Linked DNA regions of Homo sapiens: region 2 is linked to region 1. Evidence: chromatin loops called from intact Hi-C (ENCODE). Cell type or tissue: K562. All regions are shown on one strand. Links, peaks and the distances in the headings refer to the core of each region. The heading gives the core; the rest is flanking DNA.

Region 1 (8,346 bases), core at 146-8,145:
TATTCTAAGATAATAATACAGTATTAGATTTATCAACATGTCCTTGAAAAGTAGTAAATAATCCAATTGTGATACTTTCTTGCATAGAGAATTCAGTTGTATTTTTCCTTCAGCATTGACTGAGCTTGAGCTTAAGTGCTTTGAGAAAGAATCCTGTCTTCCATTTATAGGAAAACAGTATGGAAGTAAAAAAACCTAATGCCCTTTGCCTGTCATTTTTATACATTCCTGCACTGCTGATGAAGCTTGAACGGCTGCAGGGAATGTATGGATTTGAAAAGAAATGATGCAGTAGTTCATGTTGTGTTTCTCAGGAGCCAAACCAAACTAATGGCTGAAGTCAGTGCTTCTGTAATCTGACAGTTATAATCCTGTTTATGTTTCCAGAGAATACAAAATTCTTAAACTGTTTTATTTTTTGCTGATCTTTACTTAAAAATGTATTTACTGAGTTAACGTCAGTGCATTTGTTACTTTATCATGTTAACGAGACTTAAAAGGTATCTATTATTTTATTATCTGTAAAAATAATATATTGTATCTCAATAATCTTTACTAAAGAGTAAACAAATTTTAGAATACATGATCTTATTTTCCAGGAAATATTTTAGAAGCTTTCAAAAAATAATCAGATTATTGACTTAAGAAAAGAAAGCATTTCTGGAGGATTTATACTTTTTGGAAAACAAAGGACCACGTGTTTACTGGTATATAGTCTTATCCTCTAAATTCTAACTTTGAAACATCTATGTGGGTGCTACATTTTTAGTTCTTATATACTTAATCATTCTACATACTTATGAAAATGCTTTTTTTTTTTAAAAAAATGAACATTGATTTTTATTTTTGGTCAAATTGTAAATGAGGAAATAAAACACTATTAAGTTCTCTGAATTTAAAAATTATTTCACTAAAAACAGAAAGAAAAGTAAATAACCCAGATATGATTTGTTAGTGTATTCTAGTTGATGAAATTTTATTGAAGTAATTATATTTAAATATATGTAAGATGTGTTAATGACAGTCATCAAGATTATACTGTCCACATTATAAGTCACAGTAAAACTACATTCTCTTTTATTCTCTGTCAAAGGATTTAATTTTCTAAAATTCCAAAGTGTTAAGGAGATTGTTTCTAAGCTACTTGTAATTATTATTCTGGAATCAATCTAAAATAACCAGTAATTGAATGTTTGCCTTGAACAGTTCACCATAGTGCCTGTTAATAATTTTATATGGTCAAGCATGCTGTTGAAACAAGTTATTCTTCCCCCCTCACAAAATAGCCTTAATAAAAAAAATTTTTTTTTACTCTCTTTGATTAGTAACCCAAGGGTATTGTTCTCATTTGAACAGGTTGAACTTCAGATAATTTTATGTCAGGTAAAAGCAGTAGCTTTAATTTTGTACAGTAAGCCTATCAAACTGTACTGAAAAATAAAATGCTTTTATGTACTTTTGATGAGTATTGTTTGTGGGCCTTTTAAATTTGTTTGGATTGCCTTAGATAATATATATGATTAGAGATGTTTGTTACCTATTAGACTTTACAAATATAATTCTTGTATTATATAGTGGAATGAGAAAATTGAGAGTATGCTGTATATCAGGGTTTTCCCCCAAGTTGAATAGCAACTGCATAAATGAGTACTTTATTAAACTATACATAATTTGATGTCACCAAAAATATACAATGATAGAGTAAGGGACTTGTGCTCAGGAAAATTAAAGTAAGCAGCTTTTAGCCTGACTAAGAAGTAAATGCCATTATATTATTGCGCTAGAATGTGCAATGTTAACATCCAAGTTAATTCAGCAAGTATTTTTTAGAAAGTTTCTTTGAACTTGCTATATTCACACTTATATTGGCATATGTCTTTTGACCTTACCAAGAAATCGTGTATCTTTTTCTCATTTTAAATGTATACATTTTTGAGTTGTAACACTACATTCTTTTATTTACATACATAGTTAAGCAGTTCTGAAAAGTTGAAGCAAAATTTTTAAAAATTTTCTTTTCCTATTCTTCCTTGTTCCTTCCTTCTTTTCCTCTCCCCTCCTCCTTTTTTTTTTTTTAAAAACCAGTTTGAACTTATTAATGTACTATTAGATAAATATTAAATTTTACCTGCCAAATAACTTTGACTTTCATAAGTCACTATTATCTTCACATGAAAGGGTATATTTGGTAGAGCCAACTGTTAACTTTAAGAAATGATTGTATAATTTGTGGATTATTCTTTGTGACTTTTCTACCTGGAGAACCAAATTTTGCTGGCCTTTAACATCACTTCCAGAAGGTAGACAGAAAAACCAGGATCAGATAATAATGAATTTAAGTGTTAAAGAAAATTGAAAGCTGACCTTATGGTTTCAAGGTGTGATATCTTTTGTTTATGAAGATAATATTATTGACTCACATTGTGAGCCAAAACAATGTGTGTGAAACAAAAATTGTGTAGAATATGTTTCTTAGGATATTAAATCCATCCCCACTCCCTTTCTACTTTCTCTTGTGATCAGTGCCAGACATTAACAAAACAGATGAGTGAAATTAGAGACGTAGATTATGCTAGTGTTGAGCTGTACTTGGTTCAAAATATAATATTTGGCATTATGTGCTATTTCTTTCAGGTCATATGAGACATTTTGTGGGTCTATGTTTAAAATTATTAGTTAAGCATATCGTATGGGTAGGTTTTTGTTATACTTTAGGAGCACTAGCCATTTTAAACATTTTATTTAAAAATGTATTGGTTCTGTAGCACTCTATATTATTATGAATAGTAGTAATTTGGCATTGATCATCTGCTAAGATTACAAGAAATACTTAATGGACTTTGTGTTATTTTTAATGGAAATGTTAAAAATCTAGCCTGCCTCATCCTTTAAATGTTATGAATTAGAGTAAAAGTGATGTGCAGAGAGGTTTCTCTGATTGCTTGTAGTGGTTAAACAACAACAACAAAATGCTTCATTGGTTGTAATCTATGTATGGAAGACATCTGTGTAATATAAATGAAATAATATTTAATGATCTAAGGAATGGAAACTTTTCCTTTAACCATCTGATATAAAGCTAGGATATAAAACAGCTGTCTTGGCCTATGGATATCAAGGTTCTGCCAGTCTCTTTCCTGAATTTTTCCTTCCTATCTTCCCTTATTATCTTTGGATCATAAAGAGTCATTCTCTTATTTTCTGACTGATTTGGTATATAGGTAATTAGGTTTAAAATCGAGGTTAGTACGTTTAGATCCATCTAGACTGAGTAGAAAATCTTTGACCTGTAGCTATGACTGTTTTCAAATGATTTGCTTGCTGGGATCAGACACTATCCATACCCTTTCACTTTGCTATCAGCTATGTACACACAAAGGAGCAGAAAGATGACCAGATGCTTAGTTAATCATCATATTTGGTCAGTAAAGGATTCCAACCATACTTAATTGGGCCTTCTATTTCTAATATTTGTTGGGTAACTTTTTGGTTAAATGCTCTACGAATAATCTAATCTTTTCTGCTAATCAAAGCTTTCTATAAACTTTATAAATTAAAAATGAATGATACAAATCTATAGATATGTATTTTAAATGTAAGGTGGTTGCTATCCAGAATACCTGGATAGATAAAAGGAGACAGTGTGAACGTATCAGCAAAGCATCAATCTAGGAAACAAAAAGTCCCAAATTTTTGTCCTGGCTTGGTTACCTGGGTGACTTTGATCAAGTCACTATCTTTATCCATTATTTTCTCAATTGCTAAATGAGTGGGTTGGACTAGGTAATCTTTTCTATCTCTTCTAGTTAAAAAAGTCTAAAATTTTCCACCATTACATGACTAAATTTGTTGACATCTTTGTTTATTTCTATCAGAAATCTTTCTGCAGATGTTTAGGCTTTCAGTGCTGCTCTAACGTAGGTATATGAAAGTTTTTAAACTCAGACAAGAATAAGCTTATAGATATTTTAGATTTATGGAAAAAATTTACAAAATATAGTTTGGAGACAACTGTGAGGGACAATGAAGTAGCAACTTGGGAAAAATCCTGAGTATACTAATTATTGCTTGATAGGGGTTGAATCATAAAATTATAAAACAAAATGCAGTATGTGTTCCTGTATATAGAAAAATAATATATGTTTATATAAACAATATGTTTTTTTCCCTTAAATATTTAATGGACTGTCAATGTTTTGGACATTTTAATGAACATTGGGTATTGTGTAAATATTAGTTCTTGAAGCCAAAGTAAGTTCCCATTCACAATTAACTTAAAAAAATAAATTATTGGTCTTCTCCTTAGAGAAATGACATTGTGCTAAGCAACTATGATATTACCAAGTTCCTACTGTGTTAAAAGATAGATCTAAGCAGGGAAGTGGTTTTCAAAACATGAGTCACTAAACAAAGGAAAGTTTTATACTGCTTTCTCATGCTTTTCACTTGTTTTCATCAGAAGATCTGACAAGCATAAAAGTGTTAACATCTTTTATTTTACAGATGTTCTTAGTTTTCCCTCAAACTGTAAAAGATGCTATATCAGAGTAGCTTGGTAGGAAATAATTTCAACACCTCCTTTCACTTACGTGATAACTTATTGTTTGTCTAAGCTTGTGGATACTTTTGGAGAGAGTGAATTGAGGCAAGAAAAGATAGCATATTGAGATCTAATTGTTCTCATTTTGACATATATACCAGTCAGTCTATCTGCTATATTATATAGTCTCTCTAAAATAGGTCTTAAATGGGCATTGTTATTTTTACTTCTGTGTTATGGTCATTGAAAGTCCCTAATTAGTGCAATGGGAGTGCCAGGTGACCAAAAGGAGTTGTTGATGGGCACTCTGTGGGTTTGCAAAGTGCAAACCTAAAAGACTGAGAGATGAGAAATGCATTGCTATTTGTGAATTTATGTTTTATCTCACTTCACTTGAAAATTTATGAGTAGCGTGGCTTAAGGGTGCTGGAGTTGTGTGTTCCAGGGCTTGCCCCTACTGATAACACCCTTGTTGGCGTGAAAGTGCAATGCAAATTATGACAGTTACAACCTTCTGTTTTGTTTAACCTGTCAGTAGATTTCCTGGCTCAGTGCTGAGGGCAATGGTGTGTTCAGCTAGTCCATATTCACCTAAACTTAAAAGGTCAGGTTTCTACAGGCAAGCCTAGTCAAAGCCTAATTGATGAGGAGGGCAGGGAGGCAGAATTTACTGTTCTGTTGGCTAGTTTCATATCGTTAGGTTGTCCTGAAAGCATCAGGCAGTCACAGCCCCTTTCATGTAAGTGCTGACCCTAGACAGGAGCTGACAATCAAAGGAGGCAGCCACAGGAACCAGTGCAAGTAGGCTATTGATTTTTCAGTTAGGTCTAAGTAGTTTGTAGTATGGGTAATGGGTGACAGAGGCAGGTATGTCATTATCAATGAGCTCCAGAACAGTAGCAACAACCCTCCCTCATATTTCCTTCAGCACTGACAGTATGCATCCAGAGGCGGTCAATAAATCGCCCAACCTTTAACTGACAAGTGACTTGGAGGTTTAGGTTGAGGAGTGGAAGTTACAGAGCTAAACTTCCTTACTTGAACTTGTACTGGATCTAGCAATGGAGTCAGTAATTATATTGTAACTTTTTGAAGTTTTGATTTAGATAAGTCTGTGCAACTGTGAGAATCAGAATTTTCAATGTTTGAGAATTTAAGAGGCATATTTACTTAGTCAAGTAAAGGTAGAAATGAGCCAATCATTTATAAATGTATTCTGCAAAGATAATTAAGTTGGGTTATTATGGTACAGTTTTGCTTTTAGTTTAGACTAGCTCCTTATTTAATCAAAGATACTCCTGTTATAAAAGTTCAGTAGTTAGAAATTGCCTCTCAGAATCCATTTTAATTCCTAATCTCCTCTTACATGTTCTAATTGCAGACCAATTTTAAATAGAAAAAAAGAAAAAACAAACCATTTGTAAATGGCACTAAGCAGTTGCTGTTTGACTTTCTGTATTATTTTTCAGAATAAAATAGGAGTAGAAGGATCGTTTAATGACTAAAGTTTGATGAATTGTACTTGCTTCTGATTTACAAAGAAATAATGTTGATTTTTGCTTTCAGAGCATTTCATGTGGTTATTTACATTTTAAAAAGATACAATTTATGCTCATGTAAACACAAAAGTGTTACATGTTTTGACTAAAAGTACATATGTTCTAAAAGGGATATAAAATAATTTCAAGATAATTTAAATTTAAACCAATCTCTATTTTGTTATAATACCTAAGTAATACGAAGAGATGATAATATTTATAACTAGAAGTGGGAGTTTGGGTCGTACCAGGACCCTTGCAAACTATCACATGCTTACATTAAAAAAAAAAACTTTAAACAGATTGAAATAAAACAGAAAAGTAAATGTTTTTAAAAACTTCCTTAAATAACTTATTGCTATGATATCTTGTTTAACATTGTGATATTGTACAGAACCAGAGTTTGTCTGTAGTATCATCTAGCTGTAGAGTACCCTGCTTGGCCAAATGAATCACTTTCATTTGTCCAGTGCAACTGAAAATTTCTCAAAAAAAAAAAAAAAAAAAAAAAAACAACTAACCAGTAGGTTAATGCATACTAAAGGTATGAATGCTTAAGTATTTTCTTCAGTTTATAGTGATATTTCTGTGTGAATGCCCCTGTCTTTTTGTTTACAAAATGGAGAATACAAATTTGAAACCTAGTGAAAGATGGCAACTATCAAAGTGTTATCTTAGTTTTAAAGAAGCTTGGGATTATGTTAATATTTAGGGAAGTTTTATTTGGATTCCTTGAATTAGTTACCTTTTGAGGCTTATGGATTCTTAAAGCAATAAAGCAATATTCCTTTTAAAATCATTGTTTTTCTTCTGTTTATTAATCATTGATTTAATCTGTGTTTTTCTGTTGGATTAGAGAAAAGATTTACCTGAGAATCTTGCAATCTCTATATCATTAGCTATATTATAGGTAGAGCTTCTTTGCTTTATCTGTAATCTCTCCTGAACACGTTGCTTTTTCAGGAATGAAAAAAAAAAGAAGCTGCAGAAAGGGGTACAAATTAAATTTTCATGAAAGAAAATCCTAATCAGCAGTGACAGTGTAAGAGAAAGATGATTGCCACTTGGTCATTGTGGAGAGGCACTTAGATTTGGTGTCAGTGCTTCTGTTAATGATGACTAATGTCTTTCTTGGAGCAAGTGCATGCTCAAACATACTGCTACAGCATATAGAGGGAGAGGCCTCAGTAATAGGCATCAGTAAGCAAAAGCATTAGTTGTCTTAAAACAAAGACTTTTTAATACAGTCAATTTGACACTCTGTATTATTAGAAAAATACAAACATAATTCTAAGGCATTTAACCACAAATTTTGAACTATTTTATGTTCAGTACTAAGAGGTAATATTTTTTAATTAAAAGGTAACGAAACCAAGGAATGTTAATAAGATATGCTCTCTGTTTTGTCACTTACAGGAATGGGCACCTACATTGCACTGCACAGAATCACATGTGCTGAGAAAGTTTTAAAAAGAAGCCAACTTACAACAGATTTTTTTCATACCCTAGTGATGTATTCTGAACAAATGCTTTATAGTTACAAAAAGAGAATGAATGACTCAAAAGATCTTTCTAGATCTTGTAATCTTAAATATATTGCTTACAAAGAGAAGATGACATGTGTTATTTCTTCAGCTTTCCCCTAAAGTGTAAGACCTTTCAGAAGGGCATTTGCAATGCTTGTCATATTTTTTCATATACATCTTATTGGCCTGACATGTCTCGAGAACCATGAGAACACAGATGTCATTGCATTCAGACAACACTAATTACTCTGGGATTTTTGCAGCCTCAGTGCCTGCATGTAACTGTCGATTATGATTGTTCATGCAGCCTACAGTGGGGACACTTTACACACGAAAATAGTGAGATGCAAAAATAGTGAGACAGGCCTTTTAGCCCCCTATTGTTCTCCAAAAGAACTTGGAAGGAAAAAAAAATTCCCGACACATCAATTTCATTCAGTATTTTATATTTGAACTAAGTTTTGGCAACATTTTCTTTTCTGAAGTAAGTGTATTATGCTTTAGTGTTCAGTGAAATCTATTATCCATCTGTTCTTTAACCTTCTTGAACCATCTTTTACATTACTTTGTCTTCAGGCTTCATGGGAAATTTCTTTATGTAGCTTATAGTTTGAGAGAAACACTAATTGTGGTATGAGTCTTTTGAAAGTGACAGTGCAAAACAATAAATATGTATGATGTTTTCTTCTGGTGTGCGATTTAATGTTTAATGAGAAGCTGCAGCAAATATGGTTAGTCTCAA
Region 2 (8,346 bases), core at 43-8,042, 260 kb after region 1:
CGTGCTGCGTTAAGTGCATGAACCATAATATACACCAGGTGTAGTAATTAGCAGGCACACGAAGGCTGCCTATTTGTCTGGTTTTGCTGCTGTTGCTGTATCCCCCTGTGTTTTCACACCATCAGATAGTTGGACTTAATTGAGGCCACATCAGATGAGGCATTACTGACACCTTTAATTGAATGAGCATCCAGGGAGGATTAACTCATAATATTGATTGGCTTTTAGCCACTTGCTCAGAAGGGTGTCCGGGTAGCTTATTAGTTGCCTTTATTTACACCTTTATGCAAAGAGTGCAAATAGGAATTCTTAGTGCAATATGTTTTTCTAAGTACTCTTAATAACTTTTTTAAAAGGACTGATAATAAAAATGCAAATGTATTTAATTTTTTATTACCAGTTCTGAATAAATATGTGTTAAATATATGTGCCTCCACATTTACATATTACCTGGTGTTTTGAAATATGGCAGAAGGAAAGCAGCCAGAAGCATTTCATCAAAGTGTTTCAATTCTGAATGATACTAATCAGCTATTAGAAAACAGACATGGTAGGAGAGAATTGCTGAAAATGTACAGTGCAATTACTGTATGATAGCACACCACCACAAAGTATAAATAAAGCCAATAAATCAGAGCAGTGTTATATATGTCTTGGATTATGACATATGGGTTGTAAGAATGTTCCAAATCCTTAGTAGTCTTCAAGATTTATTTGGTTGCTGGTTATTAGAACAGACAGTGTTTCATTTAACATTTTCAATTACTCTGTTTTTTGAAGGAGAAATCAAAAAAGTCTTGAGCTCTAGTTTTGTTTGTTTTTTAACCAACAGGGAAGAGGAACACCTAGGTATTTCTCTTTATTCCTAGCTACAGCAGAAAGCAGTAGCATTTGCATTACAATAGGCAGTGTTTATGATTTGGTACACTATATAAATATATTGTTTTTACAAGTACATTTATGCATTGCTTTCAAACACCTTTATAATTAAGTTTGTATATTACGTTCATAAGTTATTTCTCTACTGTAATAATATATGCATGCAGTCTAACTATTGTTTATAAATGTATTTGTTTTCATTACCTCTTTGTAGTTGTCAAAATCTTCCTGCTAACTCAACACAACTTTTGATGATCTTTGGAAATTACCTTGTCTTGCTTTTATGCCTGTTGTCCATTCTTACTGTTTTTTTAGTGCTAAAAGATCATTATGTGACACGATAGCAACCAGAATGGTTTAATGCAATCCCCAGCACTTTGCCTGTGTAGAATCTAAATCAAATCATTCTTTTAGTTTTTCGTGGCAGTGGGGAGGGAAAGGGAGCTCATAAAATTTATAAATTTTAAAGTGTTTCTGTTAATGTATTCTACTTCAGTCCCCCAAAATTCCAACTAACGACATACATGAATAACAGATCATGACTGCTGTTTCTACAAGCCTTTCTGCTCACTGTGCTTCCACTTACAACTCATGTTAATATGGTCTTCCTCTTCTTTTCCTGCACCCCCTCTCTTTCTTGTCTTTCTTCATCTTTTCCTTCTTGTCTATTTGGGTCTTGTCATGCCCACTCAACAGTATCTCCTCCTGCAGAGTCCATTGATGTTCACAGACAAAGCCCAGCAGGATGTTATCATGGTCCTCAAGTTTCCCTCCAACTCCCCTGTTACTCACGTGGCAGCCAACACCCAGCCTGGTTTGGCAACTCCCGCTGTGATCACAGTCACTGCTAACAGGTTATTTGCGGTGAACAAATGGCACAACCTTCCTGGTAAGTAAAGAAATACCATTATAAGGCATGGTAACTGCTGAACACTGTGTAATACCCACTTAAATATAGCATATCTCAACATTTAAGCTTTTAATTTTCAAGCATTAGTCTGAATCAAATTGTTTAATAGTTTGAAAGGCTTAAAAAAGGCCCACGTGAGGCATATAGTACAAATGTTAAAAACATAAACTACTTTTTAGCTTCTGGTGGTTTATCTTTATTCTTGGAGATAAATATTGTTTCTAATATAGTATTTTAATATAATGATATTCTATATTATGTCCATAAACAGTATATATTTATTTATTTATCAAATGTTTCTCTTTTTTACTTTCATTTTACTTAATAAACACTTGGGTTTTTACAAATTTTTGTTTGTTTTTAGAGACAAGGCCTTGCTCTGTCACTCAGGCTGGAGTGCAGTGGTGTGATCATAGCTCGCTGTAGCCTTGAACTCCTGGGCACAAGCAATCCTCCTGCCTCAGCCTCCTGATTAGCTAGGACTACAGGCACGCAGCACCATGCCTGGCTAATTTTTTTTAACTTTTCGTAGAGATGGGCTCGCTATGTTGCCCAGGCTGGTCTTGAACTCCTGGCCTCAAGCAGTCCTCCTGCCTCAGCCTCTTAAAGTGTTGGGATTACAGGCATGAGCCACTATGTCCAGCCACAGTAAACAATTCTGATTGTCTATTATGTGCCAGAAACTGTACCTTTTTGTGCTTGGCATGGTAGTATTGGTAGTATTTGTTGAGGATAATAGAAAAAAAAAAGAACACTTAAATTACATAGCCAAAATATTGAATATCTGTAAGTACCTTCTGTTCTTCCATTAAATGCTCAACACAGTCATGCTCAACTGAAATAACCATTAGAATCATAAACAGTGCAGATTTAAAGAGGCATTGAAAGTTTATCTACTCCAGCCATGTTTTGCCAGTGAGGACACTGAGCCCAGGGAGCTCGCCTTATTCTGCATCAAATATGCCCAGTCAGTGGCGGAGTTTGAGCCCAGGTTTTCTCACTCAGATTTTATGACCACCCCTCTGTAATGTATTCTCTCTCATTAGAGCAGGAAAGTTGGGACCTGGATTTAGCACTGTTCTCTTTGGCCAGTTAGAATTTTTTTTAAGAAGAAGGAAAATCTTTTAAACTTCTGGAGATTATAGACTTTTTTCCCAAGCCGTTGTTTTAGGTAGGCAAATTTAAAAGATACATTTTAATAGTTCATGAAATTGTCATTAAATCTCTGAAGTGTGCATAAAGCACTGCTCGTTAGAATACCTGAAATGGTTGCAAAAATACAAGTTCTTGAACAAGGACCTCATGCCAAATTAAATGCAACAGCTTTCACAAGGGAACAGAATTGACATTCAAACAAAAACTTGGTACATTGACTAAGCTCAATAAGGTATACCTACCACAAAGAATCTGTAGTTGGTATTAGAATTGATTAAATATAGCCATTTTCCTGGGTATATTGGAAATGAAACGATGCAAATAAATGCCAATATTTGACTACAAAATAGATTTCAGAAAAGGTAGAGACAGTAAAAATGGAGGCAGATATTTAATATCTCTATTATTATGTCCTTTTATTCTTTTTTCTTTAAGTAAACTTCTCTTACAGAAGTAAATATTTATGAAAATAACATACTTATATTTTGGGACTAAATATTACAATTTATTTAAGAAACGTGATTTTTTTGTTTCTCTAAACACTTTTTAGAAGAAAAACATGCTGGTGATATGTTCTATCAAATACACTAGAGGATTTACCTACTCTATGTGCGGTTACCCTTAGAGCTTTGCACCAGCATGTGTGACTTCAGGACCACCAATGATGATGCTTATCCTGGGTGGCTGTTTGTGGCAGCCCTGAGAGCTTCTTCAGTTTAAACAGAGTGACATCAGATGTGAGGAGGGGCAAACCTTGCAACTGCTGGAAAGCCCTGACTGTACTCTGCCCCCATCTTTACTTTAGCCTAGGAAGAGCTGGCTCAACGGGAACTGAGCTGGCTCAACCACAGGGCTCCTCGGTCTCCAGCTGATTTCAAGTTTTAGCACTGATAACCCTAAGCATTTAAGACCCTACGCGTTGATGACTAAGCTTCTGGCTTTCACCTTTCCAGCAAGCTGGTGTCCCTCACTACAAAGCTTGCTTCCCTTAATACCTAGTGGTCAGGTATTATCTTCTCCACTTCCAATTTTTCTATAAATAAATATGTAAAGTGATTTAGGGGTAGAGTCTCACTGCTGGAGTACCACTTAGGATGCATCCAACTGTTCCCAGTCCTGGCTCACCTTTCTGTAAGATAGCTAGGGGAACTGCAAGGTTCTGCAGAATCTTGCCTATATTTCTGTTCAGTGAGCTTTCATTGTGTCTATAACCATGTCATTAGAGATGTTTGTCTTCACCCTTTCCATACATACTGCCTTTACAGTATGACACAGCAACTTTTCACCAGAAAAATACAAAAAGCGATAACATATGGGAATACACCACAGGCAGTTATCTTTCTAGAATGTGATCTCCAATTTGAGCTGCACCTGCAACTAAGAATATTAAGCGTTTATTATATTAAGTCTATGCTTCATTTTAGGTATGTTTACATAAATCTAACCTTTCATTCTATCTCTTGCTACCTTTACCTGTCACTATGCCTTGATTTAAAACAAACATCAAAAATCCCTGACAGTTTTTCTTTGGTAAATATCAAATCCATATTACAATATTTATTTTTTTAATTTTAGGTTCTGTTTCTTTTCTGAGGATCTATGATTTCCATAGCTCATTCATTAGACAGCTGGTTCCCCTCAGTTCTTTGAGTAGTGTCTGATTTAGAAAATAAATAATCTTTAACCTCCCTTCTCATTCAAAGGATCTTGAAAACCTCCAAAAATTAGAATAACACCAGCAAATGTTTATAGAGCATTTTTCTAGTTTCTAAGATTTTCCTTCTTCTTAAAAAAAATTCTAACTGGTGGCCAAAAAGAACAGTGCTGAATCCAGGTCCCAACTTTCCTGCTCTAATGAAAGAGGGGAGAGGTGGTCATAAAATCCGAGTGAGAAAACCTGGGCTCAAACTCTGCCACTGACTGGGCATATTTGATGCAGAATAAGGCGAGCTCCCTGGGCTCAGTGTCCTCACTGGCAAAACATGGCTGGAGTAGATAAACTTTCATGCCTCTTCAAGTAGTGTTTTAATCATTTTATGTGTATTAACTCAATCTTCTTAACAACCTGAGGATGTAGGTTCTGTACTTAGGTTGAAACCATATGAAATCGCGTTTTTTTATAGGTCAAAACAGTCAGTTATTGGCAATTTCATATGGTTCAATCTAACCTATTTTATAGATCAGGAAATTGAAACATAGAGATTACATAACTTGACCAAGTTCATACAGCCAGTCAGTGGCAGAAGTAGGATTTGAAGCATCAGCAAACCTCCTTAAACCCATTTCACTGACAGTTTGGTTTAAATGTTTCTAAGATCTCAGATTATCAGAGAAGTAGAGGGAAATTCTAAAGGTATTAATGTTGATTGACACTGGTATTGCTGGAAGTAAGTGGCACTATTGGGTAGACCAGAGGCTGTAGTGCATTTTTCCTGGTCCTCCCTTGTGAGTATCCTGTGATTTCTTTGCCAGCAGAGACAGTAATCAGCAAAGACAAATACCTTTTGGGTTTTTTTTAAAAGAGCCGTTGTGGTTTCTTTTCTTCAGCTACTTTAGTTTCTTATACATACTGTAATTTCTAGTGCCAATACTGTACTTAGGTGTTTTATCAGTATTAATGACCTTCCAAACATCTTTAAAAAGTTGGTATTTACTAACTGGAGAAACTATGACAGAGTAAGTATAAAATAATCTAATGAACTTATTGAAATGTACCCCATATTTATTTTCAGCCCCTCAAAGACAGATAGATTTCCTAAAATCTTATGGTAAGACAGGAATAATATATGGTAATCACAGGAGAATAGAAAATTCCAGGCAGCAGTTTCTTGACTATCAAAAGGAAACTGTTGAAATAGCTGCAGAAGCTAAGATCTGATAAGACCCTGAAAAAACCAGGGTGCAGGCCAAGCTGGCTGAGACTGTCTGGACCCAACATGGTGCTGAGTTTGATCTAGGTTTCACATAGGACCTCATTATATGCTCATTAACATACAAATCACACACCCACCAGGGCCATGACCGTTCCAGGAGCACTCATATTTGGTGTAAAAATGGATGGCACCACAGTTCTGAGAAATTGCCACCTTTTTCCAGGAATCTTCATGAACATTCCACCCCTTGGTTAACAGAAACCCATAAAGATAGGAACCCCAACGCCCCTTGTCCACGACTCTCTCTTGAGTACACCCACACTCCCCTTTTGAGTGTGTACTTTTTGCTTTGCAATAAATCTCCATACTTTCACTATTTTCTGACTTGTCCTTGAGTTTCTTCTCACCACAGTGTCAAGAGCCAGGGTTGAGGTCCCACTGGTGTTTGGGGACCTCCCCTAGCCCACCGGTATCAATGGCATTAAGCAGAGCTCTAATACCAACCAAGCAATAATGTGAATGCTTGTGAGTCTATAAAAAGTAGATACTGAGCAGGGTGAATGGCTGAGTCGTTTGGGGAAAATAGTTTGGAAAAGGGCCCAGAATTTAACTGTCAGAACTATGAAGCTGAAAAGATAATCTATTCTGAACCCTGTTTTAGGGTTTATGATTTGCACAAGGTTGCATCAGGTAGTTCCTGATTCCTGATATACTTCCTCTCTACCGAAAGTCCTTCTCCCTTTCAGAGGGAAACAGCCTGCAAAACCTCTCTTCAATTATAAAATAAGTATGCCTGAATCTTTAAAACCATTTTGAGAATTGAACAAAGTATTCTTAGGATAGATTGATTTTTGTTATTCATCTCCTTCTCAGAGTATTTTTAAATTGAAACCATGGAAATATTAAATATTAATAAAACTTCTTTTTAAACCCTCAATCCAATCTTTAAGAAAATATTTCAGCCAAATGCATTTAACTAAAACATTTATCTGCGGATAGCTTTCTTTATTTTTATTCAAACTTTCAATTGATTGATTTTAAGTGATGGATGAAACACTAAATGTTCCCTGACTTAGAGCTTTCCCTTTCTCCATCATAAGTTGACATTTTTGTAGATCCTTTGTGCTGTAGCATTCAAAACTGCCTTTTTAAGAAGTAACAAAAAAATAGTATTTGCTACAGTCAGCAGATGGTTGTCACATTTTGTTTTCAGTGCGCTTTACCACTTAATTTTGTTTTGTTGCAGCATCAGAGGTTGCCAGTCAAGCATCTGCTATAGCTTATGGCCTAGGACTGGAGCCACTGCTGATGGCACAGTTCAGAGCGGCACTAATCTAAAATAAATGTTTAATAAGCTAGCCATAAAAGCACCTGGATTTTTGTTCTTTAAATTTCACAAAACTGCATGAAAGATTTAGAGATTGGAAACAATTCTACATAAGGTTTGACTTATGCATTTTTATGTAGTTTAGTATATAAAAAATAATGCCTTTTTTCTTTATCTTTTGTGAATTCCAGCTCATCAAGGTGCTGTACAAGACCAGCCATACCAGCTGCCAGTGGAAATCGATCCTCTCATAGGTCTGTCACTTCCTTCTCTCTTTGCGATTCATTAAGCTCTGTATGGTGGCCCTGAAGTGTAGATTACAGTTGTTTTTCACTTGCTGGTTGCTGGGAATGGAATTTTCCTGATAAACCATTTGCATGCAAATTGGAATGCAATGAGCTGTGGCTATGCTGGTATTTCATCAACTCCCCCTCGTTGGTTTGCCTAATTTGAACAGGCCTAGGACGCGTGTCACTGAAAATTAATATGGATGCTGTAATAATGTGTGATTGAGAATGCGCATGAAGTACTGTCAGGATAATATTGGATCTTTTCATCACTCAGACTTGTTGATGAGCAGGAGCAAGGCACGTTATGATGAATTGGTGCACCGGTAATGTGATGGAGCTCCTTTGCTAGGAAAATTTTCATAATAACAGTGGGGTTCTTAGCAGCACTGCGTTATGAAAAATAAAACTGTAGTGCCAGGGTTTCATCATTAAAGGAGATCAATCCTTTCTTCCTAGACCTTCTGTTCAGTCTGAGGGGATTAATGTGCAATTGCAGAGCAGTTTCAAAGTTGAAATATATTGCCCAGCCAATGGTAGTGTTAAGATATTTGTATTCATTTTCCTAGGGTCCTACAGCCCAATAAATTGCCATTGGAGGTTAAATTTGTTCAGGGGAGAAAAAAATAGGGAGGCGACCAGAAAGAGCCATTGGGATGAAATGAGCATCTGCAGCAGATGACTTAGAATATTTAATTGCTGTTAGGCTTTTTGAGTAGATTAGTCGAAATCTCTAGTTTAGCATTTTTCATCCTTACGTGTGGGGATTTCAAATGTGGCATCACTAAGAATGTTAAGCCTCGATTTTGAAGATGTTATTTAATAACTTTTAGAATAAAAACTTACTTGCCTACCTGTGGTGTAATGCTATCGGCATAGATATTTGGCTTGTAATTTTGTCAGATTTTCCTGGCA

Evidence for each region. Hi-C counts contacts between places; a loop is a spot of excess contacts. Peaks named below come from ENCODE experiments on the same cell type or tissue, not always from the same donor. Only the 100,000 strongest peaks of a DNase experiment are listed, where the experiment ranks them.
Region 2: it touches region 1 in a loop (2.3-fold over the local background); 7 of 110 quality-filtered maps call a loop at or near these places.

What each region holds. Positions count from the first base shown.
Region 1 is chr4:150,569,895-150,578,240 of GRCh38, reverse strand. All of the region lies in intron 40 of LRBA (LPS responsive beige-like anchor protein), which reads left to right. Among named protein-coding and RNA genes, the nearest start is that of LRBA-AS1, 5.0 kb to the left of the region's middle. In K562, for the core only: no CTCF peak of the experiment used is centred there; DNase peaks (open chromatin) are centred at 5,000, 5,310 and 7,200.
Region 2 is chr4:150,314,613-150,322,958 of GRCh38, reverse strand. LRBA (LPS responsive beige-like anchor protein) reads left to right here. Exons shown (of 57, transcript NM_001364905.1): 50 at 1,591-1,768; 51 at 7,336-7,398. Among named protein-coding and RNA genes, the nearest start is that of DCLK2, 240 kb to the right of the region's middle. In K562, for the core only: no CTCF peak of the experiment used is centred there; DNase peaks (open chromatin) are centred at 1,658 and 3,778.